2 separate regions of the Homo sapiens genome follow, and region 1 is linked to region 2. Evidence: chromatin loops called from intact Hi-C (ENCODE). Cell type or tissue: B cell. All regions are shown on one strand. Links, peaks and the distances in the headings refer to the core of each region. The heading gives the core; the rest is flanking DNA. Region 1 overlaps PLB1 (phospholipase B1). Region 2 holds the start of SPDYA (speedy/RINGO cell cycle regulator family member A).

The links. A loop is a pair of places that touch in the nucleus more often than their neighbours do. Peaks named below come from ENCODE experiments on the same cell type or tissue, not always from the same donor. Only the 100,000 strongest peaks of a DNase experiment are listed, where the experiment ranks them.
Region 1: it touches region 2 in a loop (6-fold over the local background); 9 of 110 quality-filtered maps call a loop at or near these places.

What each region holds. Positions count from the first base shown.
Region 1 is chr2:28,593,242-28,596,149 of GRCh38, reverse strand. PLB1 (phospholipase B1) reads right to left here. Exons shown (of 58, transcript NM_153021.5): 33 at 2,396-2,469. Among named protein-coding and RNA genes, the nearest start is that of PLB1, 99 kb to the right of the region's middle. In B cell, for the core only: CTCF peaks have their summits at 1,484 and 1,683 (motif pointing left); a DNase peak (open chromatin) is centred at 1,649; H3K4me3 peaks cover 337 bases.
Region 2 is chr2:28,809,472-28,812,379 of GRCh38, reverse strand. It overlaps SPDYA (speedy/RINGO cell cycle regulator family member A), which reads right to left and starts at 1,546. Exons shown (of 8, transcript NM_182756.4): 1 at 1,433-1,546. RefSeq lists silencers at 1,516-1,765, 1,796-1,945. In B cell, for the core only: no CTCF peak of the experiment used is centred there; a DNase peak (open chromatin) is centred at 1,709; H3K4me3 peaks cover 1,411 bases; H3K27me3 peaks cover 694 bases.

The DNA.
Region 1 (2,908 bases), core at 225-2,724, 220 kb after region 2:
AAAAATAGAGTAGATGCTCAGTAACATTTGTTGAAGGAGTTTCAGTCATATGAGATTGACCCCCTAGTTAATAAAACAAAGGCAACTTTTTTGGTAAGTAAATTTTATTTTGATCCTTTGAATGGTCCCAAACAAGCGAACTTATTTCAATGGAAGAAAAGGCAATGCTCTCAAGACCTTGGGGCCCAGCACATTGTTAAGCTGGCCAAAGCTGGAACCGTTCACTACAGAATCTCACAGGTCAAGGGGCCTTGGAAATATTCACAGCCGAGCCTCTTCTGCAGGTCCTGTTCACAGCCACCCACCCCCCATGAATTCTGGGTCTACTTCTCCCCTAATTCCATGAGATCCACTCTTTTCACTTTGTTTCCCAGGGGGAAGAGGCTCAAATTGCATTCTGAATTGATCTAGTATCATTAATTGCCTAGTTTGTCCAATCTAGAAGCTTTAACGGCTCAAAAATTGCTTTTCTCAGATAAGTCTACTACGTGAACACTTTCAGGAGGTGTTAACAGGTGTTATGAACAAAGAAAATGTTCTGGAATTAAGGGAAACATTGGGTTAAACAGATAAAACTTAAATAGATTTCTGCATTGCAGGCCTTATGAGAGCCTTTAATATGCTAATACACACATGAATTCCCCAAAGGAAGGTTATGGTAATGTTTCCCCCTCAGATACAAAGGATTTTCTCTTCTCCAGGAACAGGTCTGGAGTTAATGTTCCATGGAACACACTTTGAGACACAGTAGTCTATGTATTCTACCAAGTGTCAAGCTGTCTCTCAGACCCCGACCTAGAGCTTCCATCTTTAACACACGTGCATTTGGGGGCAGCTATTTGAAACATTTAGGACAAATGAAGGGTTTAAAGGGACAGCAGCCATTGAACCTGAGGCCTTAGAGCTAGAACTAAAAGATTGAGACATTAGGCTGTAATGGACTTCACTTGTTGGAAGAAACAGAGCAATGGCTGAATTTTCCCATCGCTGCAGAAAGAAACTTTTAGTAGAGGACTGCTGGTTCATATCTGAATCCCAGGAGCCCAGCTGGTCGATCTGTTTTAAAGTAGGGCACATCACCTCACTTCCCCAGGCTGCCCCACCAGGTGCACGTCGCGTATCTATCACCTGCAATGTGGTTCGTCTGCTTGATTTTTGTTTCCCATGCTATCGTATGAGGTCATTGCCTTCTTTAGCTGAGACCAAGTGCAGCTGCCAGAACCTCATGCTCTTTCCTGATTGTAATAAGCTCTGCTTTCTCTCCTCTGGTTTTTTTTCTTGTAGCCTCATTAGGAGCAGAATGGTGAGTCAGTGAGGCTCTGATTTGTTCCATGGCAGCCTGTTAGGACCAGGTACCTGACCAAGGACTTGTGGAAACGCAGGGACCTTGGCGCAGGAAGGCACTGACCTCTGTTCTTGAGAGGTTGATGTCCTCATGCTAAGGACAACCTAGGTCCTCGTTGTGGGTGGTACAGGCCGAGTGATGGCGCCTCCCTCTCGCCCTGGAAACCCATCCTCTCTGGGACTCTGCTCAGGTCTGGCCAGAGAACCTTCACAGTCTTGATCACCCCCTCCCTGCTCCCTGTCACTTCCCCAGGAAGCAAACTGACTCAGAAGAAAAGGGAGGCGGCAGCAAAGGTGCTGTCCTGGCTCCGCCACTCATTAGCACGCTGCCCCCTTGTGGCCAGCTTCGTTCTAGTTGTTTTCCCAGGTAAATTCTGAGCTACTCGCCACTTACTTTGAAGCCTACAGGAATGAGAACTTTATTAGGAGAGAAAGAAACTTGAGAATATCTACACGCAACCGCTCGCCTGACACACCCTGAGCTTCTCCACTTCCGTGTTCGGGATGCCCTTTCTCACCCTTTCCTCTTGTCGAATTGCTAATCTTTCAAGACATGGCTGATTGTGATTGTGTCTTGGTTATGGCCTCTCGAAGTGTGCGATGGGTTTCAGAGGTTTTCTGTGCAGATGTGTACATATATGTAAAGGCAGCTGTGTGACTACAAGACAACATGAATAAACACATAAAGACAGTAAACAGAGACGTAGGAACACCACGTGTACACGTATACATGCAAGCGGGGAGGTGAAGATTCAGGGATTTGGTGCTTTTCTGGTGCATTTCCTGTTGGATTTGCTGACCCAGGAGTCTGATAAGAACCCTGGTTTACTTTCTCTGCACAATCAAAAAAAAAAAAAAGATTATCAACAGTAAAATATCCTCTCCACTCACCAAATGTTCACATTTTGCAGAAATATATAGCTTTTTCTTTCTGAAAGCCCCTTCCAGACCAAGTCTTCGACCTCTGGGATTTACATATTTACAGGAGACAAAGCCACACCTAATCTCTGTTGTGGGGGGAACGCTGGGAGAGGTCAAAGGTTAACATTACCTGTATGACAGTCCCCGATACTGTGTGGTGACATCGGGGAGGTCGTCTGGTTTGGAGCCAATTCCATTGCCAGCCTTTGAAAATATACCAGAGTCCATAGGAAAATTAGCAAGTCAGAGAACAGGGAGGCTGTGAATGCACAGGGCTTCCAAAGAGGGGGTTCCCAATGCACTCGTGGTGGCAGGAGCAGACATGGAACCAGGAGCCCCTGGCTCTAAGTCTGCCATCCTCCTCTCCAGCTGTGTGCCTTCCCCAACTCTTAGCTGCCTCCTCGCTGAGCTGAGGACACGCCCTGCTCATCTCACAGGGAGTGTTTTGGGGATCAAATTGGATTACAGTTGTAAAAACCACTTTGAAAACTCTCAAGTGTTTTACAAACGTGAGAGAGTGTTAATAATGTCGTTCCCAGCGTTATGCCCCTACGTTCTTTATGAGCATGAAGAGAGAGCTCATTGGCTTAAGCGACTGCAGTGGACAGATCTCTCCTAAGTCTCACATTTCTCCTCTTTCCCT
Region 2 (2,908 bases), core at 306-2,805:
ATAATATGAAACAAGCAGAAGTTGTCTGGGGATTCATTTGCCTATATGAAAAACCTAATAGCAATATCCATTGGCAACTCAGTCAGGACAGGCAAGTAAGCCTTAACTTCCTTATGAATGCAGTCACACACAGAGAATATGTGCCAGACACTGATGAATGTGTTACATGCATTATCTCATTTAATTCTCAAAACATCTCTGTGTGGTAGGTATTATTTTATCCTTATTTTCTAGATAAGAAATTTGAGGCTTAAAGAAGTTAAGAAATTTCCCAAAGGCTCATAGTAAGTGATAAAGCTAGAATTTGAATGCAGAACTGACATCAAAGTCCCATATTCTTTAACCAGTAAATCAGTTTTAAATATTAAATAAAATCATGTGTAAAACACTTGACACATAGTAAGCACTCCAGTATTACTTATCGTCACCTTGCCAAGAAAACAAAACCAGCTAACCCCAGCTATAAGGCGATCTCGGATCACTGCCACCTCTGCCTCCCGGGTTCAAGCGATTCTCCCGCCTCAGCCTCCCGAGGAGCTGGGATTACAGGCGCCCGCCACCATGCCAGGATACTTTTTTTTTAAGTTATTTTTTGTAGAGACGGGTTTTAGCTCACTGCAACCTCCGCTTCCAGGGTTCAAGCGATTCTCCCGCCTCAGCCTCCCAAGTAGCTGGGATTACAAGTGCGCACCACCATGCCCGGTTAATTTTTTTTTTCATTATTTTTTTGTAGAGACGGGGTTTTCGCTGTGGGCTGCTCTCGAATCCTGGCCTCAAGGATTCGCCCAACTCGGCATAAGGCTTTTTAAAAGATTGAGGCTAGGGGCCCTCCAGTCCTACTGGATGTCATGTAAGAGAATCTTCGTGAATTCTGAGAAATGAGCTACGGGCCTGGTACTGAGACACAGCAGCTCAGATCTCAAAATTCTGGGGCAGACGATCTTGGGGACAAAAAGAGGTGTTTAATGGGACATAAGGAGGTAGGATTTATCAAAAAGACCCCCCAAATCTCCATTCCTCCCACAATAAAGGCGGCAGGCACACGTGGAGACGGGAGCGCCTGCCCAGGGCCCTCCCTCCGAGCAGACGGCCGAGCTTCGGGAGCAGCCTCCGGTATCGGCCCTGCCCGTCCTTCCCCTGGAACCTTCACCCGCTACGCCGCCGGGCGGAGGGCGGCCAAAGCCCCAACCTGCGCGGCCACTGCCTCCCTCGCCAGGTCCCTCAGCCCAGAGCCCGCTGCGGGGAGCGCGTGTGTCGTCGCCGCGAAGGCAGCTGAGGGCGCCCACGGGAGGCGGCGTGAGGACGAGGCTGGAGCGCTGCCTTCTCATCTAAGGCGGGCGGTGGGGTCGCCGGCGAGCGAACCCAGGGACCGGGCACACTCGAAACTGGAGATTCGCCTGCGAGGCCCCTTCCCGGGGGCGAGCACAGGTACCTGCGGAAGCCCGGGGCTGCGCGGGAGAGGGCCGGGCAACGGCGGTCAAGGCTCCGTCGCAGCGCTCCTGGCCTCAGACGGTTGCTCGTCGGTCGCTAGCCAGCAGCGGTACCCGCTCTAAGGTCTCCCGCCAACCCGGAGCGAGGGAGCGCGAGGCCGGCAGGGGCCAATCAGCGCGCACAGCCGGCCGAGGGGGCGGGGCCTGCCTGGGAGTGCGCGCCGGCGAACCCCGCCCCTCCCTGCCCCCCGCCCGCCCGAGCCTCGGCCGCGGGCCTCCCTCCTCCGTTATCCCGCCTGCCCGCGCAAAACTCACACAACCCTCTTCATTCGACCTACCTCCCTTGGGCACGTCTCGCAGTCAGGCTTGCGTTGGGGCCGTTTACTTCCCTTCGATTAGACAACCAGGCCCCCGGGGCTGGGGCTGCGGCCTCCCCTCCCCGCCCGGCACACGCGGGCACAGCGTGGTTACCCTGGTTACTCAAAAGGAAGAGGCCGCTTGAACTGAGAAAAGCACAACGTGTGAATACGGTGGCTTCTTGTGAGAAGGGGCCATTCTATTGTAACTGTGAATCTGCAGCAGTAATCTTTTTGGCTTTGTCCTAGCCTTTGACTACGTGGGTGCTTAATACATGCATGTTGAATGAACAAATAAAAAGAATTCTAAACAGCTTTTTGATCCCATCCTTTCCTTATGTCCCTCCTAAGGTATAACCGGCTTTTTCTTTCTTTTTGAGACTGAGTCCCGCTCTGTCGCCCAGGCTGGAGCAGTGGCACGATCTCGGCTCACTGCATACCTCTGCCTCCCGGGTTCAAGCAGTTCTCCCGCCTCAGCCTCCTAAGTAGCTGGGACCACAGGTGCCGCCACGCCCGCCTAATTTTTAAACATGCCTTGTAGAGCAGAGTCCTATGTGGCCCAGGCTGGCCTTGAACTGAACTCAGGCAATCCTCCCACTGGGATTACAATCCTAAGCCACCACACCCAGTGTAAATCTTTTTTTTTTTTTTTTGGTCTCCATATCACGGCTTTTTTCATGTTGCTAGTCTTTCGAAACGTTTTCAATGACTGCATAATATTCCAGAGTGGATGGACCATTTAAGTCATTTCAATATTTGGATTGCTTCCAGATTTTTTGGCTAATACAATGATTACTCTTAAAAGGCAACCTGGCTCTGCCTACTTGTGGTACTTCCAGCAAATAGCTCCTCAATCAGCAGTTCTGAAGAACGAGTTAATTCCTTCCTTCTTGTGCTTCCACACACAGCACAATAATGACAAATTCACCTACAAGTACGAGGAGGGGGCCAACTGGGAACTTATTTTTCCTTACACATGCCCTTGACTCTTTCTCCCTGGCCTATAAATGGGAGAATGGGCCAAGAAGCATCAACTGGTTGTGAAAATCTTGAGGAAAATGGCTGCTTCAAGCTTCATTCCTCTAGCTTTTCCCTAAGGATCCTTCCTGACTTCTCTCTGCT